Regions from separate parts of the Mus musculus genome. Here all the other regions are linked to region 5. Evidence: chromatin loops called from intact Hi-C (ENCODE). Cell type or tissue: heart. All regions are shown on one strand.

Region 1 (5,000 bases), 240 kb after region 5:
ACAACTGCAGACTCAGCCTTTTGTGCTGTGTGCTTTAACCCAGCTCTCTTGCCTGTCGTAAGCATTTTGGAACGGGACTCTGCAGTATCAGGGCTTTAGAGGCAGAGTGTGGAGGACAGGGATGGCTGGAGCAGGAAGTAGATGCTTCTGGAAGTTGATAGCTTTTCCATGTGCACCTTTTGGAGGCTAACTTGGGCCCCTGGGGACACCAGCAGGAGACGAGCTGAAGAGCCGGAGAAGACATGGGTCAGAGGCTGCACAGTCAGCATACCCTTGCTGTGCTCAAAACGGAGAGAAGGAGAAAGAGGGACAGAGGACCAGCTAGGGTCACTGATCAGACACTTTGTAAACTGTGCCTCGGAGACTGGAGAGGAAATGAAGGAGGCCCTAGATGGAGTGGCGGGGAAGGAGAGATGAGCAGGTCACAAGAGGAAAGAACAGAGTTATTGAGGGTGTGACAGGAGCTAGCACACCTGCTGGGGCTGTGGGAAAGAAGGTCTTGTTTCTGGTGCCAGAAGTGTCTGGAAATTAATAACCTGCTTCGCCATTCCAGGGGCCTCTTCACAGCAGGCATTTCCTGGGCCGATTTATGTAAAGTTTTTCCTTTCTGTTTTTAACTTACATTAAAAATAAAGAAATATGTATTTTTACACATGTAAGTTAAAAAGAGGTAAGGTTAAAAAGGTGATTACAAGGCTGGTGGGTAACTCAGTGCAGAGTATGTTTAGATTATGCAAGGTTTTAGGTTCTGTTCTCAGTAAAACACACACACACACATACACACACACACACACACACACACACACTTTATTCATTTTTCCTGTGTAATCACTTATTAGATTCAGAAAATTACTGTTATTTTCATTATGTGATGTAATACTTCATGAATATGTATTGTGCTCCTATTTGAAAACAAATATTAAAGTATTCATTGATCAAATATAATAATGTATTTTATATACCTAATATAAAGTCAATTATACTTCAGCCTTCTGTCCAGTTCTACACTGCCACAGTTCTACATTACTACATTGAAAGTCTGAATTTGTGGAATAGCTGTGTGAGGTGTGATGGGGGAGAGTAAGGAGCAAGGCCTGTCGGGGTGGTTAGAGCAGAGATGAGATTTTCTTCCTCAGAAGTCAGGAGGCACCAGGATCGGATAACCCTAAGGCAGGTGTAGCCCAGGGGCTGAGAAGTGAATGCTACCCTTGATGCATAGGTCTCACCCTAGGCAGGGAGGAAAATGTCAGCAGCCTGGATGGAGATTGGGGAGGTGGGATAGAATTAGAGACCCCCCCCCACTTTTGTTGTGCCTCCCAAATTTCTTAGTTTACTGGCACAGAAGAGCAAAAATGGTGATTTAGAAGAAGTAGTCTGGGGCTGGAATGTTTAAGACTAAGGTGCTGGCTGGGTGGTGGTAGCTCACACTTTAATCACAGTACTTGGAGGGAGAGACAGGCAGATCTCTGAGTCTGAAGTCACCCTGGTCTACAGAGTGAGTTCCAAGGACACCCAGGGCTACACAGAGAAATCCTTTCCTGGAAAACCAAACACCAAAACAAACAAAGAAAATAAAAAAACCAAACAAATAAAAGATCAAGGCATTGGAAGGCCAGGATGACTGGCTAGGTCTGCTCTCTGTTTCTAAGACTGTGCCTTGATGCTTCTGTTCTGGAGGGGACAAGCACCATGTCCTAATGTGACAGATGGGCCAAAAGGAATAAGCTCTTTTCACCAAGGACACCAATCCCACTCCCAGGGAAGGACTTCTGCTTTTTAGAAGTCCACTCCCTAATTAACGTTGCCCCAGCAACATGTAACTTTTGAAGAAACAAACCTCCTAGATTCTGGTGGACATTGGAAGGGAGAGGAAGCCCCTGGGAACAACTCTGATTTTAATGAACTAATGAAATGTGTATTTCTGCACACTTGAGTTTGTAGAGTAAGAGTCACTGTTGTTGTGATTGGCATTGCTCTTGTTACTATCAAACAGATCATGAGCTGTGACATTAGGTCTCACTGGCTGTTAGGTGCTGCTTGGTGCCAACAAAATGTCTAAGTTTCCTTTGCCAGCCTTCAGCTGCCAAGTTATTCCCTGGATTTTTCCTAGATAAAAGCAAGAAGGGACTTCTCTTAGGCCTGAGGTGACAGTATGGGGACAGTTATTTTCTGTTAAAAGGCCTGTCTAGAACACACAGGTTACACCTGAATTAAATCCAAACAGTATCTCTGTGTGCAAACCAGAGGGGGCATCTATCAAGACAAGCCCTCAACCTTTGACTGTAGGCCAGGCACCTGGGATCTGTGGAGAAATCCAGAGTCCACAGAAACCTCCAGCTTCTCTCTTCATCTTTCAGCACTGGCTGGCTTCCCTCTCCTCCTTTCAAAGCCCTCCACCCCAACCTGGCCCGGTGTTCCAAGTTTTCTGGCAAAGGCTCAGGAAGGAGTAGGGAGTTCCCTGAATTTCTCCATAGGCTTCAGGGGGGAGACTTGGCAACTGGGAATTGTCAGCCGTCTCCTTGGCAACTAGCAGCCAAATAATTCTGGGAATGGAGGCGGGAGGCGAGCTGTGTGCAGGGCAGCCAAGAGAAGCAGCCTCCAGCTCCAGAAAAACCTCAGTTCCTCATTATTTGTGCCAATTGGATCCTGTCGGGAGACAGAAACCAGGCACTAGCTGAAAAAGAACATTTAGCATAAAGAATTGATGACAAAGCCCAAGGTTAATTAGGTAAGGGGAGGGTAACCAGAGAAGGCTAAAATATGGGGAGGCTACACCTGCAAGGTCACCTTCTGCTCTCGGGGCTGGAGAAAGCCGGGAAGTTCTCAAGAAAGGGGCCTCTGAAGAGGGGACATACTCAGTTGGTGGTGGGGTCCTGGAGTGAGAAGGAAGGGCTTGTGTACCCAGACCTGGAGTCTCTTGGGCGGGAGTATAGGGGTGGATGTGGATAGTGGGGTCCACGATGATGTTACAAATGTGGAAGGCACCTGATGTAGGACGGCCAACCACTGCTGGGAGGAAGGAGGCACCATTTGGGTGCTACTCGCTGGGAGCACCAATGCTTGTCTAGCCATCCACTCCAGCCTGCACACGCCCTCTAGTGGCTGAAGCCAAAAAAGGAGTAGCTGGTAAAGCAGAAATAGGTCTACAGGGTTGAAGCCTGTTAAAAGGGTTATAAAGTGTTACAAAGCTGAATGTAGAGACTATAAGCTCGGGGCTGGGAAACAAGAGCCTACTATTTGCCAAGGGCCAGAAAGTTGGAACTCCCAACCTTGTTGCTTATAGAAAAAGCAATACTTTTCATCAGGTTTTGGTTCCCGAAGAATCACATGAGGAGGTATGGAGAGTATGGGCCCCCACCCCCAGGTCCCACCTCTATGGCCTGAATCTGACTTCTTTGGAATGATTATTGAAAGTCTCAGGTTCTGACAGCTGGGAAGAATTCAAACTGGTTTTACATTTACTTATTCAAAGATTTTTTTTTCATTTTAAATTGTGTTAGTGTGTATGTGTGTGCTCATGGTGCATGCATGTATGTACATGTGCCACACATGAATGCAGGCACCCTCAAAGGTTAGAAGTGTCAGCTTCCCCTAGAACTGGAGATATAGAGAATTGTGAACTGCCTATTATAGGTGCTAGGAACTGAACCTGGCTCCTATGGAAGAGCAAGAAGCGCCCTTACTTAACAGCTGAGCCACACCCAAATATATCGTGTGTGTGTGTGTGTGTGTGTGTGTGTGTGTGTGTGTGTGTTTGTGTGTGTGTGCATGAGCCTGCACCATGGCATGTGAAGATTAGAGGACTAAACTATACTAACTATAATAAAACTACAATATTACTAACTATGTCTGCGTTTAAAAAGTAGTTGAGCTTTCTACCTCCTATTTTAAAGAGATGCAAGATTTAAATGTAATATTTAAAACATTTTGTGAGAAAACAATGCTAGGAGACTATACAATCTACTATACAATCTAGATTCTGAGATTTTAACAAAATAGAAAATCTGGACTCTATAGAACAAAGGGAAGATAGCAGATATAAATAGAGCATAGAAGATATTTTAATATATATCATGAATAAAGGGTTCACATCTATAATACAAAATGTAGTCCTTACCCATCCATAAGAAAAAAAAAACATTACCTGGCATTTAAAAGGGCAAAAGATGAAGAGTCCCGGAACTGACCCTGTGCCAAGCTCTCCATACCCAAATCCTACCAGGAGAGAGCTGATTTCCCAGGAATGCTGACATACCTGAGAGCACAGGTGAGACCACCACTTCTTCTCTGAGGGACCTGTCTGGAGCCCTCAGGACACAGGAACTGAGGAGCAGCCTGGGACAGAATCCTTCCAGTTTCCATCTACACCTGGAGCTGACCCTGTGCCACAGCTCTCTATACCCAAATTCCACCCAGAGAGAGTTGGTCTCCCAGGAGTGCTGACACACAGGCTTACAGGAGAGACAAGGCACAGTCAGAGACAGCAAGACTAGCTAACACCAAAGATAACCAGATGGTGAGAGGCAAGTGCAAGGATATAAGCAACAGAAATCAAGGCTAGTTGGCATCACTAGAACCCAGTTCTCCCACCACAACAAGCCCTGGACACCCCAAGACACTGGAAAAGCAAGACTCTGATTTGAAATCACATCTCATGATGATAATAGAGGACTTTAAGAAGGACATAACTAGTTCCCTTAAAGAATTACAGGAAAACACAGGTAAACAGCTAGAAGCCCTTAAAGGGGAAACACAAAAATCCCTTAAAGAATTATAGGAAAAGACAACAAAACAGGTAAAGGAATTGAACAAAACCATCCAGGATCTAAAAATGGAAATAGAAATAATAAAGAAATCACAAAGGGAGAAAACACTGGAGATAGGAATTCTAGGAAAGAGGTCAGGAATCATAGATGCAAGCATCAGCAACAGAATACAAGAGATAGACGAGAGAATCTCAGGTGCAGGAGATACCATAGAAAACATTGACACAATAGTCA
Region 2 (5,000 bases), 260 kb after region 5:
CTGATGAAGCTCTGAAACCATCTGGCTATTTCTCGCTTCTCCGTTTATTCCTTTCTTCCAGTTAGCACTCAGAGAGATGACCCCGGCCATGCCATTGTAGAGATGTGAAAACTGCTTACAGTTTTGAACAGGGAGCTGCTCCAGCAAAAGTCTCTGCATTGTTGACTCACCAAACCGTGACAGCAGTTCAATACCGCTGTGACCTTGTTGCCTCCTAGGTGGTGAGACAAGGGGATGGGAGGAGAGGGACAAAGGGCAAGACAGAAGACTGTCTAGTGTTTGCAGGTGGAGCTTACCAAAGATTTGTGGCTATGGGGACCCGCTCAGGCCTTACCAGAGATCTACACTGCAATTAGTGTATATGTGGGGTGGATACAGGATACACCAAGGCTGAGCTGGGTAGGATGAAGAACTCCTTTCTCAAATCGGGAGACAAAAATACCTTATTATGTCTCTCATGCTTATCATATGTATTACTATTGGGGTTCAAACCAGGATAAATGCTACTGAATGAGGAGACAGCAAAAGAAGAAAATATTTTCTTCTTAGGAAAGTAAATACTCATGGATTTGCTATCGTGGGTACCATCTTGCATGAGGTACGGAGTACACAGGAATGGCACTTTCTAATCATAGGGAAGAAAGCAGGTGCAGTGGAAACAGTGGAGCAGAGATTCCCCCAGTGACAGCTCCACTGGCAAACTGACTCTGAGAATCTGACCCCACATCTTGTTAGGCAGTGCTCTTTCTACCCATCGCTCTGCCAGCACTTTCTGCTCTCTACCTACGTACTTCTGGATCCTATCCTCAGCATCTGGCTTTGTGTACCCAGGACAAGGGACTGGTAGGTTTTCCTAGGTTCTCTTGGTAATTCCCGGGACGAGCTGGTCTAGAACATTGCCTAAGGGGACCCGAATCAGGAGACTGCCATGTTGCTAAGTATGTCCCACCCCTTTATAGGTGACCTGGTCGAGCCTATCTACAGCTGGCCTAGAGGCCATTAGGGACCCAAAGTGTGACATCAGATACATGTTCTTCCCATTTAACTTTCTGGATGCTGCCCTACACTGGGTCTCTGCCATTACATTCCCCTTTCCGTGCTGGTTAGCACAAGGATGTATGATACATACCTAGTGTTGCCCGAGGAGCCGGCAACCTAGGGATTAACTTGGGCACAGTGATATCCAAGTGGACCATCACAGCAGGGTGGCAGTAACTCACCGGAGGTACCACTGGCAGCCTGGGGGTATGGCAGGGCTGTAGGTTTCTGGCACACGTGAATTGGCTTTGTGTGAATCTAGCCATTCACCCCATGTTTTCAAGCTCATGATTTAATTTCTAAGTAGCAAACATGGAACCTAAAAACATTTCTTGCTCCTAGAAATATATCCATGGAAGATCTAAAATTTTCCTTGAAACAAACTTTTAAAAAATTTTTTTGGGGACAGGTCTTGCTGTGTTGACTATGCTAGCCTCAGACTTGTGAAACTCTGCCTGACTGGGCTTACTAAATGCTGGGATTACAGGTATGCATCACCATGCCCTGCTACAGTGAGATTTTTATAAACAAACTTTTGACTCCCTGACATGTTACTTCTGGGCTTATTTTGGTTGTGCTTAATTTTTTGGTAGATTCGTGTAAAGCATACACGTGTGTGGGTGTACATGTATGTGTGAGTGTGCATGCCTGCCAGTACATGCATGTGCAGGTGTGCAGATGCTGTGGGGATGTGGAGGGCAGAGGCCGATGGTACCACTCACTACCTTGTTTCCTGGGACAGTGTGTCTCACTGAACCTGGAGCTTGCCCTATCGGATACACTGACTTGTCCTGAGAGCTCCCCGGATCTATGTCTCTGGCTCCCAGCTCTGGACAGTCCTGTTCTACTAGGTCTGGCCTTTCCATGAGTGCTGGGGATGTGAACTCAGACACTCATGCTCACACAGCCACTGGGCCGTCTCCCCAGGTCCCGCCTTGTTGTTTTCAAAGACTTCATTGCTCACTTTTTGTAAATATCTAGAATAAAGCCACATTTTTAAAGTCCATGAGATAACATGACAGAATAGATCTTTTCTAATCTGAAGATAGTAGCAAGCAGGAGAAGAAAATACTTATAAGTTCTAGATGTCACCTGGAATATTAAAAGACAAAATGTTCTCTCCAGAAGTTTTAAAGTATTCTTTCGTCTGAGAGCATGGGGGTGGGAATGGGGAAATGAATATGCAGAGAGGGCACTCTGTGAGTGAGGCCTGAAAATGGATAGCTTTTCTAGCCTGCCAGCTTAAATTCTAAAAATTGATGGCGTTCTACTGCCCCCTCGTGGCCAGGTTCATGACTAGGCATGGTCTACACAGCGTATAGACTAAACAGAAAGCCCTGTGAGCAAGTCGCCCAGGGAACATCACATGGTTACCTCTAAACAGGCTAGAAGGAATCTTGCACTCTCATTTAAAAGGATCTCATGCTAGGAATCAGCTTAGTTTCAAAGAGCCCTCAGGTCTCGGGTGAAGAGAGTCATGGCATTTATTTTTTATCTGTGACAGTTTCACCTTGACAGAGTCTCAACATAGAAAATTATCTTCAAACTCTGCTGAAACATTCTCACGTAAACTAGCCCACAAACAACGAAGGCCTCTCTTCTCTCTCTCTCTTCAATATTCGATCTTCTCAATCTCATCCATGTCTTCTGGGTCAAGCTGCTTAATATTGCTATCTGAAAGAATGAAAGAGAAAGGGACCAGGGTTATCCCAGGTGGTTCATTCTGGCCAGTGATAAGTTTCTGCAGAGACTGACACCTTTGAAAATACACGTTCTTAAGCAGAGTGCAGTGGTGCACGTCTTTAATCCCAGCACGGAGGAGGCAGAGGCAGGTGGATCTCTGTGAGTTTCTCAGAGGTGTGATCTCTGTGAGTTTCTCTGAGGTGTGATCTCTGTGAGTTTCTCAGAGGTGTGATCTCTGTGAGTTTCTCAGAGGTGTGATCTCTGTGAGTTTCTCAGAGGTGTGATCTCTGTGAGTTTCTCAGAGGTGTGATCTCTGGTCTACACAGAGCGCGTTCCAGGACAGCCTGGGCTACACAGAGAAACCCCATCTAAGAGAAAAAAAAGAAGAAGAAGAAGAAGAAGAAGAAGAAGAAGAAGAAGAAGAAGAGCTCCTGAGAATTTTGTATAGAAAGCCAAAGATAAGTAAGGGATTCTTGCCAAATAGCTGACCCACACACATGCAAACAGCATCAAGTGGACTGGGTCCAGCATGCACATACCTAAACACCTTGTGCAAAAGACGGGCTCAGTGAGAAAAGCTGCGGAGGACCAAGCCTGTTCACTGTACTTACTTCCCAAGAGCTTCGCACAGCAGCGGAGGACCAAGCCTGCTCACTGTTCTTATTCTGAAGAGCTTGGCACAGCAGCAGTGGCCCTCATGGGTGCTTCTCATCCCACCACCCAGGTGGCTTAAGATGGGGAGCCTAGGCAACTCTTTGAAGGGTCAGCGGAATATGCAGCAGTCAGCCTGAAACCTTTACAAATTCCGATCCAAATGTTCTGTGAGTTCCCTTCCTGGGGAGCATATCCACTGGTTCCAACAGAGTTCCATCCAAGAAGATGGTGCTGATGCCTCTTTGCCATGCTCCCCGCCTACATCTGTGCTCTCTTGGGCTTGGGGTAACTTTTTGTTCTGTTTTCTTTCAATGCAGAGTCTCACTATGTAGCTCTGCCTGTCTTTGAACTCACAGAGATCCTCCTGCCTCCGCCTCTTGAGTGCCCTTACTTAAAGCATGTGCCATTACACTTGGCTTTTGAAAGTATGCACAGGGGAGGAGGCAGAGTTTTTGGGTGGTGAAAATCTTAAGGTTCCCACGTGTGGATTCTGCCAGTTTGGGGCCCCAAACTAGCTGAGCCTGCTTCTTTAGGTGTGGGGCTGGAAAGGGGTTGCAGAGCTCACAAGTCAGGCCTGTCCTGTCTGAGAGGGTGAACAAAAGAGGAAGTTGGGACACAATAAATCCTACTTTGTGGTACCACTCACTCTATAGCGTAAAATTCTACAGACAGCAGAATGAGCTTCTGTGAATTCTACTTGACACGGACCTTCTACGTAACAAGCATAAAGGAATTACATAATCGCTTGGCCTATGTTATGACTTGGATCCTATGAATTAGAAGCTTTCCCTCATGGCTTCTGCGTCACACAACCCCTCAGTGTCCACACAGACCCTGAGCTCCTCCTACTGGGAATGGGAACACCTGCTACTTACTGAAGTGGTCTTGTATTTTCATAAGCAGGGGCAGCTTATCCACTTCAATCATGTTGAAGGCGAGACCTTTTTTCCCAAAGCGTCCCGTCCGCCCTATACGGTGGAGGTAGGTCTCATAGTCTGGCTCTTCTGATTGGTTTACAGGGAGGTCAAAGTTCACGACGATGGTGACCTGCTTCACATCAATCCCTAGGGGGGAAAGACACCGTAATGTCTTACAATGTCTCCTTCAGGACAAATCCACCAAGAACTGTATTTGCCAAAGGAATTCTTGCTTGTAGAAAAAAACTGGAAATCAAAACTGGTTTTATGTCATAAAATATGTCAGTTTGCTTACACACCGTGATGTCTGTGATGCTGCTAAGACTGTTAATAAAGGCTAATTCTGCAGAAGTCTAAATAGGTACAAAGCATGTATATGTTTAAGTGAGTGGGGACGGAGGACAGAAAAGGGGGCCCTCACCAAGCCTACAGGGCCAAGCTCTTCCCTACGTCAGTGGGGCTCAGCCATAGGTCCAGGGTCTTCTTACCCATTTCAGGGTGTAGCTCCACTCCCTCCCATGGCTATGTTTTCTCATCAGGTCTTTTATTTTTTAAATCTCTTGCATCAACCGTTACAACTTCTGGAATGTCTTTGCCTCTATCTCTTCCCCCACTCCTCTAAATGTCTCACGGGATGGTCACCACAGCTCAGAGCCTAGGTTCCTCAAGGCCTCAGACCACCTCTGGGCTCACTTCTTCATGTTCGTT
Region 3 (5,000 bases), 49 kb after region 5:
TCTGCCTCCATATTGTCAAGCCAGCAACATCTTAAACTGTGCCTTGACTCTCACTTTCGCCACTGCCCAGGAAAACTACATTGTTTCTTTGTGGTGGGGGAGTCAGAGGCTTCAAGTAAGGAACTGAACACAAGTCTGGTTTGATGTACAGAATAATTAGCTTTAAATCGGGTCCTGACTTTTTTCCCAGCCTAGTCTGACACCTCTTCCCAAATGGAGACTGGGTTTTGTCAACATCTGGGACACACTGTGGTTCTATAACTAGGTATACTGCTGGTCACAACAGGTCATTGAAATTTGGTGGCAGGGATGATCAGTTATTGTGAGAGCTAATGTCACTGTTGGTACTATGCAAATATCTGACTGCAAGAGATGGAGAAAGAAACGGAGAAGCCCTGCCTTACAGGTGTTCAGGGGTGACAAAGGGCTTCAACTCTGTGACATATCACCTCTCCACCTGGCCAGGCTTTGGGGCTTGAGCTCTTAGAGTATATCGGTGGTAGTGAGAAGTGATTAGCAGAACCGACTAGATGAAAGAATTCACTGTGTGAACCTGAAGTTGGCAGGGCCGATCTCAGGTACTTGCTAGGAGCCTGAACAAGTTCCAGTAGCTTCCTGGGTGAGCTGCCTCAGAAAGGAGCGGAATCAGCTTTGAACTGAGCACACAGGCAGATGGCCAGTTAGTGCTGTACCCTTGGAGTGACTGCCACACCCACTCTCAGCCATCAGGCTGTGCGCTACACCAGACATCCTGCTTTAGCTTACGGTCTGGTGGGGCAGGGTGGGCAGGAGGAGGATTTGAGTTGGAATGCTTAAGAGGTCCAAGAGAGGGTAGCCTGGCCTCTGAAGGGTGAAAAACCCGTGGCCCTGGAGTGAGATCTTGGTGGCTGGCCAAGGCACCTTTAATTACTGACAGGTGCCATGGAACGGCAGCTCAAAGCTCCCTGGATCACAAGTCATGTCAAAAGATGGAAATGTTCAAGATGGACTCTCAGTGCGCAGAAGCACTGGCCCTATCTCAGTATAAACCTTGTTTGCTTTTGGCCATTGTTGTAGACTACATACAGGAATAACTGCCACATACTGGGTAATTAGCCTCTTTGCTCTGGCATCTCTTCTGAGGACCTGTGAGAGTGGCTCAGGTGAGAAAACCAGAGGTAGGATGGAGAATAGACACTGTCTCCTTGCTACCCTGCTGGGGAGAGCAGATGGAGGAGAACAAGCAGTCAGGATGTGGAAAACAGAGAGACCTTTACCGAAGAAGCAAAAGGTTATTGCCTTTGTCAGGAGGCCCTATGGTCAATGCTCCAGGCCAGCTTCCCTCTTCTTCACCCATCTTTCCAGGCTTGGAGAGCCCTCTGTGGAGGAAGCCAGAGCCCTACTCTGGTTAAGAGAGGGAGGAACTGCTCAGAATTCAGGAGAGCTGACGGATTTAGTAGGTTCAAGTGCCAGGCTTAGCTGCTCTTGACTGGTACTACACTGCACATCTCAGGAGCATCATGCACACTGGGTTACAGTGTTGTGCAAAAGTAGCCACCAGTTCTGGAGAGCCCAGACACTCATTCTGTACATTCACAGGAAGAACGAGCACAGTGGGGAAAAAGAGAAGGAGGAAAGGGAAGGTGGGAAAGAGGGAGGAAGGAAGGAGAGTGGGAGGGAGAAAGAAAGGAGGGAAGAAAAGAGGAAGAAAGAGAGAGGGAGAATGGAAGGACAGGAAGAAGAGAGGTTAAAAAAAAAACGAAGGAAGGGAGATAAGCGGGAGCCTTTCTGCAGGTCAGGCCTTGGCTCTGGACTATCAGGTGGGCCAGCAAGCTGGTGGAAGGAGGCTGGGGCTAGGAGGGAAGCTGCCAGAGGAGGGCCCAGCCCCTTGAAAGCTGCTATTGTTTGAGGTCTCTGCTCAGAGAAACCCTGAGTAAAAAGAGCTTGTTAGTGAGGCCCAGGCTGGAGACAAGCTGCTCTCAGAGAGCCAGTGAACCGTGCGAAATGACTTAAACTAACATCCCTGACTGCACTGGGCTGGGACCCAGGAGTCAGGGCCTTGTGCTCATCAGAAATTCATAGAAGGTGCCCCGCAGCTCAGCTTTCTCTGCCTCCTTGTTCATTGAGCGTTTTTTCTTTCCAGTCCTGCGGCTCTGAAAGGGAGACAGGAGCTGCCTGATGGGGAAGATCAAGTGGCCTTTGAAAACCCCTCTCAGAGTTTATTAAACCCTGGGGCTAGGGCAGGCCAACCTGGAGGCCCAGCCAGACCCGTCTCCACCCCCCTGGGCTTCCGAGAGGGGACCTAGCCTGTTCTCTTGTCCTAAACTTGGCAGGTCTGTGCTGGGGGATGAGAAGTAGGATCCCAAGGACCTAGGGTAGACACCATCATCTTTTTCAAGGATTGTGAGGTAGACACTGGCCACTTCCACAATTGACAAGAGTCCTCTCTCCCTGGGTCACTCAAGACATCTCCATTTCCTGCAGGGACTCTCTTTATAAGCTCTCTCTCTCTCTCTCTCTCTCTCTCTCTCTCTCTCTCTCTCTCTCTCTCTCTCTCTCTGGTGTTTGCACTGAGGTGAGAGGGAGGGAAGACACCAAGGGTCTCTCTAGGTTAGATTGCAGCTCAGTGAGCGAGTAAGGGCAAGAGAGAGAAGCAGAGTAGGAGGAGCCTTGGGTTTCTCTGCTCTGGAAGACTTTGGGAGATGGAAGGCACAAGATGCCTCCCACCCCACCCCCCAACTCTTCATAGCACCGTCCCTATCCTCCGAGGGTAGGTCTGTGCTGATACCATGTTCCCACCAACACTGGGCTAAACATGGCCATTCAGCACAGGAGCGTGCTTGTAGATCCTGAGGCTTAGAGTTGATGTAGTTATATGCCCCGTCTTCCACAAATATTTCCTAGGGCATTTACTAAACCCTGGGGCAAGGGCAGGCCAACCTGGAGGCCCAGTCAGGCCTGGCTCCATCCCCCTGGGTTTCCCAGAAGGGACCTAGCCTGTTCTCTTGTCCTAACTTTGGCAGGTCTGTGCTGGGGATGAGAAGTAGGAGGGTGTCAGGACACCCTGCTACACGCTGGGCAGACATTGGTCAGCCAATCAGTGGAGTCACGTTGATACTGACAGGATGCAGAGACCTGAAGGTATGACTACTCCATGGCTTCCCTGAGGAGCCACCTACTTGCCAGGTGACTGGGGCCTGGAGAAGCAGCAGAGCCCAGCCAGCTGCTTCCCTTTGAGATTCTGAGGACAATTTCTTTTCAAAAGATAATGCTGTTTGTTTAAAAAGTAAAAAAAGTGAGATGACTTGGTGAATAAAGGTGCTTGCAGGCCTGACAACCCAAGTTTGATCACTGGAGCTCAAGTAAAGGTAGAAACAGAAACTCAACTCTGCAAAGTTTTTCTTGGACCTTTACAATGGTGGCATGGCATGTGCTCTCTCTCTCTCTCTCTCTCTCTCTCTCTCTCTCACACACACACACACACACACACCCTGTCTTTGGACACCTCCAGCAGAGGGTGTGCTCCCTCCCTGGCCAGCTCTGCATTTGGAACACAGATCAATCTCTGCCCACCCCCCCTTTTTTTTAAATGCTTCCCCTTTAAACAAGTTCAAAGTCCTTTACAGCTTTCCTGAAAAATCTCTTTCTCCACAACTGTAGAGAATAAACAGATGGGAACCGGCTGAAGATATAAAGCTGGAGTTCAAAGCTCCGTGTGTCAACAGTCCCTGAACCTTGAAGAGATTGCAAGGTGTGGGAAGTGGCTACGTGCTCTCTGGGCTACATGTCTTTTTCTCCAGCTAAGGACGAAGCTGATGGTCTCATCTTTTGAAGGCCAGCTCTACTTGTCTGCTGAAAATAGGTCCGGCTCCCCCAGGACCCTGGAAGGATACCAGGGTGGGTGGTAAAGGTGGGGTTTTATTTTTAGAGATAACTAACCGAATCTGGGTTAGCCGATGCAATTTTAGCTCATGTATCAATGCTCCCCTATGTGGGTAGCTGTGTGCTGTTTCGAAAGACCCAGAGCCCGTGGCTGGTGTTTGTTATTTATTATTCCATGTATTATTACTGACTCATGGTGCCAGCTGTGGGCCTAGCCCCAGGCAAAGTGGTCTATACTGTCTGTGCAGTTTTCCCCATTTCTGAACCAGAAGAACAGCAAATGCTTGTTGCACGTGCTGTGTGTGTGTGTGTGTGTGTGTGTGTGTGTGTGTGTGTGTGTGTGTGCGTGTGCCAAACACAAGAGCCAATAATCTGACCACAGGCTGGAATGTTTGGCTTGGGACCCGGGCCCCAAACGTGTTCCATGTTTTCTCTGCGACAGCCCTTCTGAGGAGGGTGGTTCTCCCAGCTGGTGGAGACTCCCAGGAGAAACCATACCTTTGTGGTTTTCCACCAATCCTTTTATAGGCATACAGTAGTTACGTCTTTCCTTCAAGGAACTGCTGCACAGGTGCACTCTCAAACACGACAGCCAACAGTACAACAGCTGTGGTTAAAGTGGGGGTGGGCACAAGGGCTCCGTATGCAGTGAACTTTCTCTCTCCCACCCTTCCCTCGCCTCTCCCTGAACCCTGCTGGCATCTAGCAACCTCTGGTGCTCCGTGGAACTTATAAAAGCTACTAACCTATGTTACTTCCTTGGCTATTTTTATTATTATTTTCTTATTTAGAAGATCTTACTCTGTAGCTCAGGCTGGGCCTTAAGTTTACAGCAATCCTCTTGCCTTAGCTCCTAAGTGCTGAGCTACCATGCCCTGATCCCTGGTTATTTTTAAGTTGTCTAGTAGAGATGAAACCCAGGACAATATGCTTGAGTTAAATCAACAAAAATCTTAGCAGTCTGAGTCACCTTCGAGGCTTGTAAGCCCCTCATCATTACCCTAGCATCTTTAAATTCTCTCCGGTCTCCATAATCCTGGGCAGTGAATAACTCCTATTTTTGTGTTTTTAATGTACATGTGAGTTTGCCTTTATGAGTTTATGTGCACCATGTGTGTGCAGAAGTCCGTGGAGGACGG
Region 4 (5,000 bases), 250 kb after region 5:
ACCGACCTTGTTCTGGGGTTTAGTAATAAGACAGTAACAGGTCAGCAGGAGAGAAGGCAAGATATAGCCTGGAACTTGTGGCAGTCCCCTCCCTCTGCTGCATCTCATGTGTTCTATCAATGTGTGCCCAGCGCCCAGCTAGGGAGAACTTTCTGGAAGTAAAGCAAAAACTCCAAGGAAGCAACCTTACTTCTGTCCCAAAGGCCAGTGACTGGGAGAGAGAGGGTAGAGTGGACAGCCTTCTCAGTGAACCCCCTTATCCATGCTTTTGGCTGTGTCCCTTGACTCCATCCCACTGGAATTTCCATCACACCATTCATTCCTAGGCTCTGCCCCTGCCCACCTCGATTTAATGATCTCAGATAGACATAAAACGGGGTGAGCTCAGAGTAAGTGACTGAGACATGAACATTGCCTCAGGTCCCCGCGGACCCCAGCTGGGTACCAAGCTGCCCTAGGCTCCACTTCTCGAGGATAAAGCGAACTCATTTACGAAGTTATTTCAAGTGAGCTAACAGGAAGCAGTGCCAGAAGACCAAGACATAAATCTTTCCTAGAACCCAGATTCCCTGCCAAACACCTTGGATAAAACTTTCTGCTTGCTCAAGACAGTTTTCCCACCCCCGTAAAAGGGAGGAGAAGAAAACGTACCGAAGAACTAAGGCCAGGGGGGTGAGGAGGGAAGGGGAGGCTTGTGCCTGCAAGTTCTGGGAATGACAAAGTTGTCAACACTTTAGTCTCATAGACATTCTCCCAATAAGAAAGAACTTTTTTTTTCTTGTGGTGCTAGGGATCAAACTTGGGTCTTTACATTTAACACACAATCACTGAACCCCATTTCTCAGAGGGTCCCCCTTCTTTCTTTCTATCAAGGTCTCCCTGGGTAGCCTAGACTGGCTTCAAACTCATGATCCTCCTGTTTCAGTATCTCAGGTTTTGGGATTACAAGTGTGTGCCACCATGCTCAATTTAATCAGGTGTGTGTGTGTGTGTGTGTGTGTGTGTGTGTGTGCATGTGTTGCTCAAGTGCATGTATACGTGTGCAAGTGTGTGCTCCTAGAAAGTGAAGCTAGGACCTCAGACATGGTAGGCTCTACCATCTCTTTTTGCCTCTCCCCCTCCACTTGGGACAAGGTCTAATTGCCCTGGTTGGCATTGAACTTGTGTTCCTTCTGCCTCAAGCGCTTGAGTAGCTAGGATTATAGCTTTCCATGAATTGGTCCAGCATTCTGGATTTTGAAGGTTTTGCAAGGTTTTGAGGCATCACTGGTCAGCTGGTTTAGCTGTTTCTTCTGTCTTAAGGATTTTTTTTTTTTGTCCTGGTGGGACAGCTTGTCACATGTCAACCTCTGGACTGATCATAGTCTTTTTGAAATTTTATTTCTTTTGGAGACAGGGTCTATGTAGCCCCTGAAACTCACTATGTAGATCACTTTGACCTTGAACTCAGAGATCCTCCTGCTTCTGCATCCTGAGTGCTGGAATTAAAGGCAAATGTCACTATACCTAGCTGTGATCATAGTCTTAATGCTTCCACACTGTAGTAAAAGTCAAGCAGGCTGTTCACAAACACTGAAATTCTTCTTAGATAGAAACTTCCCCTGAGGAGCACAGAGCAGCTCAGTGCAAGGCTGGCGAGTGCTGTAACACGAAGGCTTCAGAGGAGATCTACCGTTTTCTCCTTCAAAGTGTCCAGTCTGAAGTAGACAGCAACAAGCATGCAGGAAGTTGCCCACAGTCATATAGTTCCCATAATGTCCCAAGTGGTTTTGTGTTTCCAAGCTTGCCTATGCCCAATAGATATACTTAATTATACTTAAATTATATAACATATAATTTATAATATATAATAATATATATTATACACATATATATGGGCTTTAAGTATAATTGTGACCAGTACTGTAGCCCCTTCTTGCTTTTGCAGTCTTGCCTTACCTAGGTAAACATTCTGGAGTTGTGGGGTCCAGAAGCTAACAGGATCCCCGAGATTCCTGTTTTCACACTGAAGTCAGCACTGAGAAATGCACTAGCCCACACAAACCTCTTCTGCACACAGGGACTACCTGCTTTACCCTTTTCCATCCCCATGTTTGGGGAACACATGTTGGATACCCCGCACTGCTTAGAGTATTGATCCCAAAGAGAAAGACATACAGTAGACAAGGCTCTGCTGTCTGCAGACTGAGGAAGAAGCAGAGGCTGAAGCTGCTGGCTCAGAGGCATCACAAATGTAAAGGATTGTAGAACTGGATAGGACCTGGAAGAGAGGCCACAGCAGTGAGAGCTGAGAGCTTGCTATTGGGCCCCTTCCCAAGCATAATCCTCTATAATGAGATCTGGTGCCCTCTACTGGCCTGCAGGTGGACATGCAGACAGAACAATGATTTCTATATGCTCGGCCAAGGGAGTGGCACTATTAGGAGGTGTGGCCTTGTTGGAGTAGGCTTGGCCCTGTGGGTGTGGGCTTAAGACCCTTACACTAGCTGTCTGGAAGTTAGTATTCTGCTGGTAGCCTTCAGATAAAGATGGAGAACTCTCAGCTCCTCCTATACCGTGCCTGCCTGGATGCTGCCATGCTCCCATGGACTGAACCTTGGAACCTCTAAACCAGCCCCAATTAAATGTTTGTTTTTATGAGAGTTGCCTTGATCATGGTGTCTGTTCACAGCAGTAAAACCATAACTAAGACACATACTAAATAAATCTTAATACAGAAACAAAAACAAAAAACTGGCACGAGAAAAAAACCAATTTTGAAAAAACCAACCAACCAACCAACCAACCAACTTAAAAAAAAAGAAAAAAAGAAAAAGATAAAGAAAAAAGAAAGAAAAGAAAAAAAGAAAAAAAACCCAAATTCATAGATCCTCAGAATCTTATGTGTTCATGATATAGAAACCTATTATGAAAAAGGAGATTGCTGAAGAAAATGCAAAACAGATTTCTTAAAGGAGGGTTTAAAAGTATTAGACCTAAACTCTACTACCCACCCCATCCCACCCCAGTGTGTTTGTTGCAGGATATTGAATCAAGAGCACGTTCTCTACCACATAGCTACATCTGTAGGCTCATAGTTAACTGTATTGTAAGAGGAAAAAGTAGGATCAGTCTGATATGCGTCACATTGCAGTGTTTTAGATGGACTGAAGTAAAGCCAAGGCACTGGCTGCCAGGCTGATAACCTTAGTTCAGTGCCTGGACCCGATATGGTTGAAGGAGAGAACTGAATTCTAAAGACTGCCCTCTGACTGCCACACCCATACCGTGGCCTGAGAACACACAAATGCTAAGTAGATAAAGTAATATTAAAATCACAAAATAACCTAGATTAAAATTAAAGTGTTTCTAGAGTAGTGTTAACATTTTAGAATAGACTAAGGAAAAAAAATCACAAGATTATGAGCATATTAAAGATTAAATACTTAAAAGTACTTTAAAGTGTGTGTGTGTGTGTGTGTGTGTGTGTGTGGAGAGAGAGAGAGAGAGAGAGAGAGAGAGAGAGAGAGAGAGAGAGAGAGAGAGAAATTGAGATTGTATACTTGAGTGCAAGTGCCTAAGTGGATCAGAAGAGTTAGAACCACCCCTGGAACGAAAATTACAGATAGTTATGAGTTCCCTGGTGTTCGTGCGGAGAATCGAACTCAAGTCCTCTGCAAGCGCAGTATATGTTCTTAACTCTGGGCAATATAATTTTACGTGGGACTGTAATCTAAAATTGAAAAGGCAGGCATATGGAAAATATATTTTCAATAAAAAGGTTAATATCTTTATTGTATCTGGAAAAAAAACCCACACATGTATTTCCCACAACTTGATAAGGATAACATTGTGATCTTACAAGACAAACAATACTACAGATGGTTTTCAAATGACGAATCACATACAAAGAAATAATCTTGTTTGCATGGAAAAAATGTGAATCAAAACAAGCGAGCATGCAGTCTGTAATGAAAATTCCAGCTGATGGTGAAGTAAGGTCAGATGGACGGTGATGGGCGTGAGGACAGACTGACGGGATAGTTTTGGTCTCAGGAAGTAGTTTGCTATCTACTGACAGTCATAAAATGCTCCACTTGTTTGACTTGGCACTCAAACGTAACACTTTTAATCCTAAAAAATAATTCAAAGTATTGTGCAGCACTACTTATATTGTTGGAGAACTGGATACTGCTTGATCCTGAACAAAGATTTATTGCGTATTTTTCCCCAAAGACTGAGAACAACAGACAAAACACACTTGGTTATTCGCTATCAGACATGCACCAGGATGAACTCTGTTCCTATCAAATGAAGAGGGTGTTTCAAGACAGTAGCCACCGCGGCTGAAGAGAGTTTTCAATGACATCTTGCTGTTTTATTGCTTTTATAATAGAAATATTAAACTAGAATAACCTATATCCTGCATAAGCTAATGGAGCAAGGTGTAAAGACACAGCCACGTGAGGAGGAGCCAGTGGGTCTGGAAGGGAGGACAGTGAGATTAGAAGGTAGTTCCCTCCCATCCCTTGTGAGCATCAGGGCTTATATTCTTCTTGTCTATTGCTTCTTTGTGGTGTCCTAGAAACATGGTGTCTTAGTGGGTTGAGCCTCAGAGATAACTTTATGCCAAATTTGCACTGATTCTATAATCCAGTATAAGTAACCATTTTCTCTTTGACTGACTATTCATTTTAGCTTAGGAAGTTATTAAGTTCAAAGTAGGAGAACATCCCTATGCATAGTTATTCTGATCAGGAAGAACAGTAATGACCTTGGGTTGCCATTAAGAGAGTCTCGCTGGAGCTCATCTTCCTTATAGTATTATAGCTTTCTGCTTGTTTCTAACTTCCCCAGAAGTGGAAGGCTGAACGCTCGTCAGTGTGGGCTGTGCAGTTGTTGAGCTGGGCCCTGGGGCCTTCTGTGGGGGCAGCTAGACAATTATTCTCACCAAGCTCCAGGACACTTCATGTGCACTTCCTGTTATTTTACTAGAAGTGTGCTAAATTCTGTCTGAAGCA
Region 5 (5,000 bases):
ATCTGTGCCTCTGAGAAGTACTGCAGAGTCTGGAGGGGCAGGTGGCTCACCCGAAGCCCACTCTGAGAGCAGTAACTTGCCTCTTGGGTATGTGGGATTTTTTTCAGCCTGGGAATGTTCTACCTAAGCCCACAAATCCATTTTCAGCCTTCAAACTACATGTGTCTTTACATCTGATAACTGGGTCTCCTGCTCAGGGCTTCAAGAGCTCCTTCTATGCCTTCTCATTTGATTGACATCCAGGCTTTTAGAAGGGTTCTGGGCAGACACCCTGCTGAGCTCCACTTTCACCTGCAGATCCAGGTGAGCTTGGCACCCTCCTCCTGTGTGCTGATGACAGTTGGTCTTTTTCCTTGGTTTCTCTGAGCTCTAGATCCCCATGTGTCTCTGCCATGGGCATGATGCTCTTGAAGCTCCGCTATAGCTCTCTCACATCATGTGTTATGTATGCCAGGAAACATTTGTGAACCCCCGAAAGATCACCAAGGAGCTGAATCCAATGCAGTTGCATTAGCGTCTCCTTATTCAAGCTGGAGCTTGGGCTCCCAGGCATCCCTTGCACAGTAGGAAGGTGGAGCCCTGAGCCTAGTTTTAGGCAAGCATGATAGAAGCAAGAAGGGACTATCTGACTGGGGAGCCATTATAACCTTTAACATAATTGGCTGGTACTGGGAACCAAATCATAAACTTAACTTCTGTTTTCTTCCTGTTTGGTGGTTGCTAAGAAGTGAGGTGTTTGTTAGGGGCAGGCTTTTAATCTGGAGAAACAGATTTGTTGGGGAATAACTTGGAAACTGGTACTAGGCACAGGTCTTGTGGAAGGGGGTGGGGGTGGGGTTGGAATCTGGTAACCTGGAAACTGGTGCTAGGTGCCAGTTGGTTAATAACTCACGTTCAACCTTAGGTTAGGTTTTCTAAGATGGAGTCTGAACCCAAACGATTTGGTCTCTCACATGCAGACTGGAATTGAACCTAGGTCATGTAGAAGGACAGCTAATGCTCTTAACCCTTGGGTATCTTTCCAGCACCCTATTTTTTTTTTTTTTTTTGAGGAACATCCATGTTGATTTGATTTCCACTCTGAATGCACTAATATATATTCTCACCAGCAATGATTATAGATGGTAGTGAGCCACCCTATGGTTTCTGGGAATTGAACTCAGGACCTCTGGAACAACAATCAGTACTCTTAATCACCGAGCCATCTCTTCAGCCCTGCTTTCCCCCTTTTCATCTTTTTTTTTTTTTTTTTTTTGTAGGAACCATCTTTTATTGGGGGAGGGCTCATCAATTCTTCTTGGCCGCCAACTTCCTCATGGCTGCCAGCACGTTGCTCAGCTCCTCCCGCTTTCTCTTGGCGCGGATGTGCGTGCCCACTCTCTTCTTGATGAACTTGAGTGCGCGCTTGTCCTTGGACACTTTGAGCAACTCCATGGCTCGCCGCTTGTAGGGCGCGAAGCCGCACACCTCCCGGATCATGTCCTGCACGAACTTGGTGTGTATGGTGGGGCGCCCACGTCGCCGGCTGTGTCTCGGCTTACTGACATTTTTTGTCACCTTGTGGCCCTTGTTGAGGCCCACGGCCATGGGGTAGCACAGAGCCATGGCTGCTGCTCTCCGATGGCGGCCGGGACAGGAAGCTTCATCCTTTCTTTTATTTTACAATATTTTAAATTTATTCATTTCATACATGAATGTAAGATATTTTGATCATGTTCTCCCAGCATCCCCTTCTTTTATTTACTTCTCACTCCCAACAGTTCTGTCTTTCCACTCTCATATCCTTTTTTCTTACTCTTCTCTCATATATAACATCTCAGCCATAGTTTCCCCTTCCTCTTCTCCTCCCAGTCCCTCCATCCCACCTCCCTTCTCCTTCAGATCCACCACTCCTAGAAAGCATCAGATTGTCTTCCAAGCAGCAAGGATGAGGGTCTCAAAGCCCACCCCTACACTTCCTCCAACAAGGCCATGCCTAATAGTGGCTGCCACTCCCTGGGCCAAGCATCTTCAAACCACCACACCTTGTAATATGAAGGTGTTCCTGTGTGGATGAGTTTATTTTGTCAACTCTTCTTTTTCTCAGCAACTACTAACTAACACAAACCATAGATACTTGTCCTTAAAGCTTTGAGACTGTCTACCATCAGCACTTGTAAGTCTCCCAGACCTTTTGAGCTCATTTCCATGTATGGGGTAAAGAGGGAGTCTAGCCAGGCAGCTGATCGTCCTAAAGCCACTTGTGGGGAGAATCTTATTACCTCGTGGTGTTGTTGTGACAAAATTTTCTTTCGTTTTGTTTGAAGGTTACAGTGGATTGAATTATAAACAACGTCATGGGGCAAGATTTCATTTTATGATGACAGTGTAAGTGAAGTGAATTGTCTGATACTGCCACCAGATGGCAGTAGTGCCCCATATTTTGCCTATTTCTTATTTCCACTTCCCCAAAAGTGGGAATAGGTTTTAACCAAATACCAAATATCCTCCACAAATCATTCTTTGTCTTTCTTGCCCTCTTGATGAACTTGACTTTGGCCACTCCAGTGCTGTGACTCTTGTTCCTCTGTTATTGTTTTCTTGGCTAGCTTGAGCCTGACTTTTCTGTTCCACGGTGAAGGGGTGAAATTCGTAGGGAGAGGCCATGCTTTGGGTTGCTGGGGAGGATGTGAAATAGAATTCGATTCAGACTCAGCGATAAGAGGTTCATGATATGAAAAATGGAGAGTTTGATCCAGCTGGTCTCAACTAACAAGAGGCCTGGCAGGAATGTGTGCTCACCGCAGGGCTACAACAGCTTAAGCCAGAGATCCCGGTCTGGTCTCTAGCTCTTGGCTAGTTAACTAGGGCTCAGGGTCTAACAACTTGCCTTGTCCCTCAGTCACATGTACTAGTTGGTAGGTAAGTATGATCTTGACTCATTAATATTATACAGACAAATTATTAGTTTGTCATCTAGTAAATAGCCAAGAGAAAATAAAGGTGATGAGTTTGGAAGGTCCTGATCTAAGGATGGGTTTTGGGTGAGGAAGTGAATAGGAAAAGAGGCCCACTCCCTCCTTTTGCATTGCTTGCTGGGTGAGGAAGGCCCTCCAGGCAGGCCTGCCTCCTGTGCTTCTCTCCACAGGATCTTTGTTGCTCTAAATGCCAGTCTGACAGGAACTTACGGATCCTCAGCTCTTCAGGTCTTTGCACCTCCCAACTTCTGCCTCTGCAGACCTTTGACCCCTGGGTTCAGTGCTACGGGTGCTTTCTCTTCTGCAGCTGGTCAGATGGCCCCAGGGCACCCAGAGAATGCACCGGAAACCCAGGAGTTGGACAGCAGCTTCCCCCAGCACAGAGCCAAGCAGAGGCTGACTCTGACCTGAAGTCTGCGCCCCTTTCAGCACTCTGGGAGCTATTACCACCTGTCCATCAGCGGCATCAAGGAGCCAGGAGTGATGACCTGGACAGTTCAGACTGTGGGAAGAGGTCCGCGCTTTGATGTGAGCCACAAGGTCAGGGAGGGAGCAGGAGGTGAGGGGGGCTTCTGTGGAAGACGCCAGTCTGTCTTCATCACCCCTTTCATCTCTTGATTCTCTGTGACCAGATTCCTCCACCCCCGCCTCGGGATTGCACTAGGCAGCATTGTGGGATTCCTGGTTCTAACACCAGTGCGTGGTCGTGCATGGTAGCCAGACCCACCTGCCTGTTACAGTGGGCATAAGTGGTTCACAGTGAGCATTTTATGCAGGAAATACCCAAGTCTTAGAACCAGAGAAGACAGTTTCCCCTGGGAAGTGGAGCATCGCCGTGTATGGAGGGGGTGCTGTCTTGGACACTGCAATCCTTTACCTCTGCTTCTAACAGGCACCTACTAGGCCTGATCGCACACCAGCAGTTGCAAGGGAATCACCAACTAGAGAGGACCTCCACCCTCACTGGTAGAGAGAGAGGTGGGGAAGGAGATAGGACAGATATGGGGTAGGGGGTGGGAGTTACCACTAGGAGCCAACCCTTTCTCTGTCTTAATTTGTGTGTGTGTGTTCAAATATACGTCTCATGAGTATGGGTGCTCGTAGAAGCCAGGTTTAAGATCTCCTGGAGTTAGTTAACAGTTACAAGCTGCCTGACCAGGGTGCTAGGAACCTAACTTGCGTCTTCTAGAAGAGCAGAAAATGCTTTTAACTGCTGAGCCAACTCTCCAATATCTCCCTGGTCCTTTTTTAGTTTAAACCAGATTTCCCTTGTCTCCTCCTTCTATGAATTAGGAAGAAAAGCCAAGAAGGGAAGAAAGCTTATAGGGCGTGTGATCTGAGTGGAGTCTGGCTTTCCTCACTCACCAGGACCTGAAAATGAGCAGAAATTGGATTTCAGTATTTGGCATCCCTTACCTGTTCAGAACGTTCTAAATGTACTAGCTTGCCTAAGGCTCTCAATAACAGCTGTGCAAGGAATATACTATTTCATTGAGGGGAAACACAAAGCCCAAGAGGGGCCAAATGGTGTCTTAAAGCCACGTCTGTATGCAGCAGAACCAGGTTTGTACTCATTTTGGAATCCTTGTTCTCAGCCTTGTGTTGTCCTGATGATCCAAGTGTTGTAGGAGCTAACACAAGTTTCTTGTCATTTCTTCCCCATCTTTTCAGATCCCAGCTTGTCACTGGCTATGCAGAGCCCTGAGCAAACATGGAGGTGTGTGGCCAGAGCAGGAAAGAGCATCATATCTATCATGGCAACAAGCCAGTCATGTCTCTATGTCCATACTGCTGCTAGCTGGCTGTGCCACAGTCTCTCTTGGCCTCAAGGTCCTTGTCCATCAAACAGGAAGATGAGACAGAGGCTATGATTTGTGTCTCTGGATAATGAAATCCCTGAGGTCTCTTTTATTTCCAAGACCATAAGTTTGGTAGTTAAAATTATTTATTTAGGAGAAGGAATAACACCTTCAGCTATTTGCCTGGAGTTCATAATTCCAGCATCTCAGAGAACAGAACTGAACTTGATATTCAAACTCAGCT

The links. Hi-C counts contacts between places; a loop is a spot of excess contacts. Peaks named below come from ENCODE experiments on the same cell type or tissue, not always from the same donor. Only the 100,000 strongest peaks of a DNase experiment are listed, where the experiment ranks them.
Region 1: a loop joins it to region 5, with 5 times the contacts of the local background. A loop is called at or near these places in 39 of 42 quality-filtered maps.
Region 2: a loop joins it to region 5, with 6 times the contacts of the local background. A loop is called at or near these places in 42 of 42 quality-filtered maps.
Region 3: a loop joins it to region 5, with 3 times the contacts of the local background. A loop is called at or near these places in 5 of 42 quality-filtered maps.
Region 4: a loop joins it to region 5, with 5 times the contacts of the local background. A loop is called at or near these places in 42 of 42 quality-filtered maps.

The regions. Positions count from the first base shown.
Region 1 is chr9:35,521,247-35,526,246 of GRCm38, forward strand. No RefSeq gene overlaps it. Among named protein-coding and RNA genes, the nearest start is that of Gm1113, 5.5 kb to the left of the region's middle. In heart, a CTCF peak has its summit at 3,106 (motif pointing left); DNase peaks (open chromatin) are centred at 2,485 and 3,005.
Region 2 is chr9:35,539,348-35,544,347 of GRCm38, forward strand. It overlaps Ddx25 (DEAD box helicase 25), which reads right to left. Exons shown (of 12, transcript NM_013932.4): 11 at 4,251-4,439; 12 at 2,501-2,712. The coding sequence ends at 2,651. Among named protein-coding and RNA genes, the nearest start is that of Ddx25, 17 kb to the right of the region's middle. In heart, a CTCF peak has its summit at 2,337 (motif pointing left); no DNase peak of the experiment used is centred here; H3K27me3 peaks cover 290 bases.
Region 3 is chr9:35,329,395-35,334,394 of GRCm38, forward strand. No RefSeq gene overlaps it. Among named protein-coding and RNA genes, the nearest start is that of Gm33974, 14 kb to the left of the region's middle. In heart, no CTCF peak of the experiment used is centred here; no DNase peak of the experiment used is centred here; H3K27ac peaks cover 2,022 bases.
Region 4 is chr9:35,532,901-35,537,900 of GRCm38, forward strand. No RefSeq gene overlaps it. Among named protein-coding and RNA genes, the nearest start is that of Gm1113, 17 kb to the left of the region's middle. In heart, a CTCF peak has its summit at 2,355 (motif pointing left); a DNase peak (open chromatin) is centred at 2,297.
Region 5 is chr9:35,280,231-35,285,230 of GRCm38, forward strand. It overlaps 4933422A05Rik (RIKEN cDNA 4933422A05 gene), which reads left to right and starts at 875. Exons shown (of 5, transcript NR_040715.1): 1 at 875-976; 2 at 2,307-2,367; 3 at 3,128-3,485; 4 at 4,251-4,520; 5 at 4,629-5,000. It also overlaps the pseudogene Gm5614. In heart, a CTCF peak has its summit at 2,394 (motif pointing right); DNase peaks (open chromatin) are centred at 2,621 and 3,491; H3K27ac peaks cover 685 bases.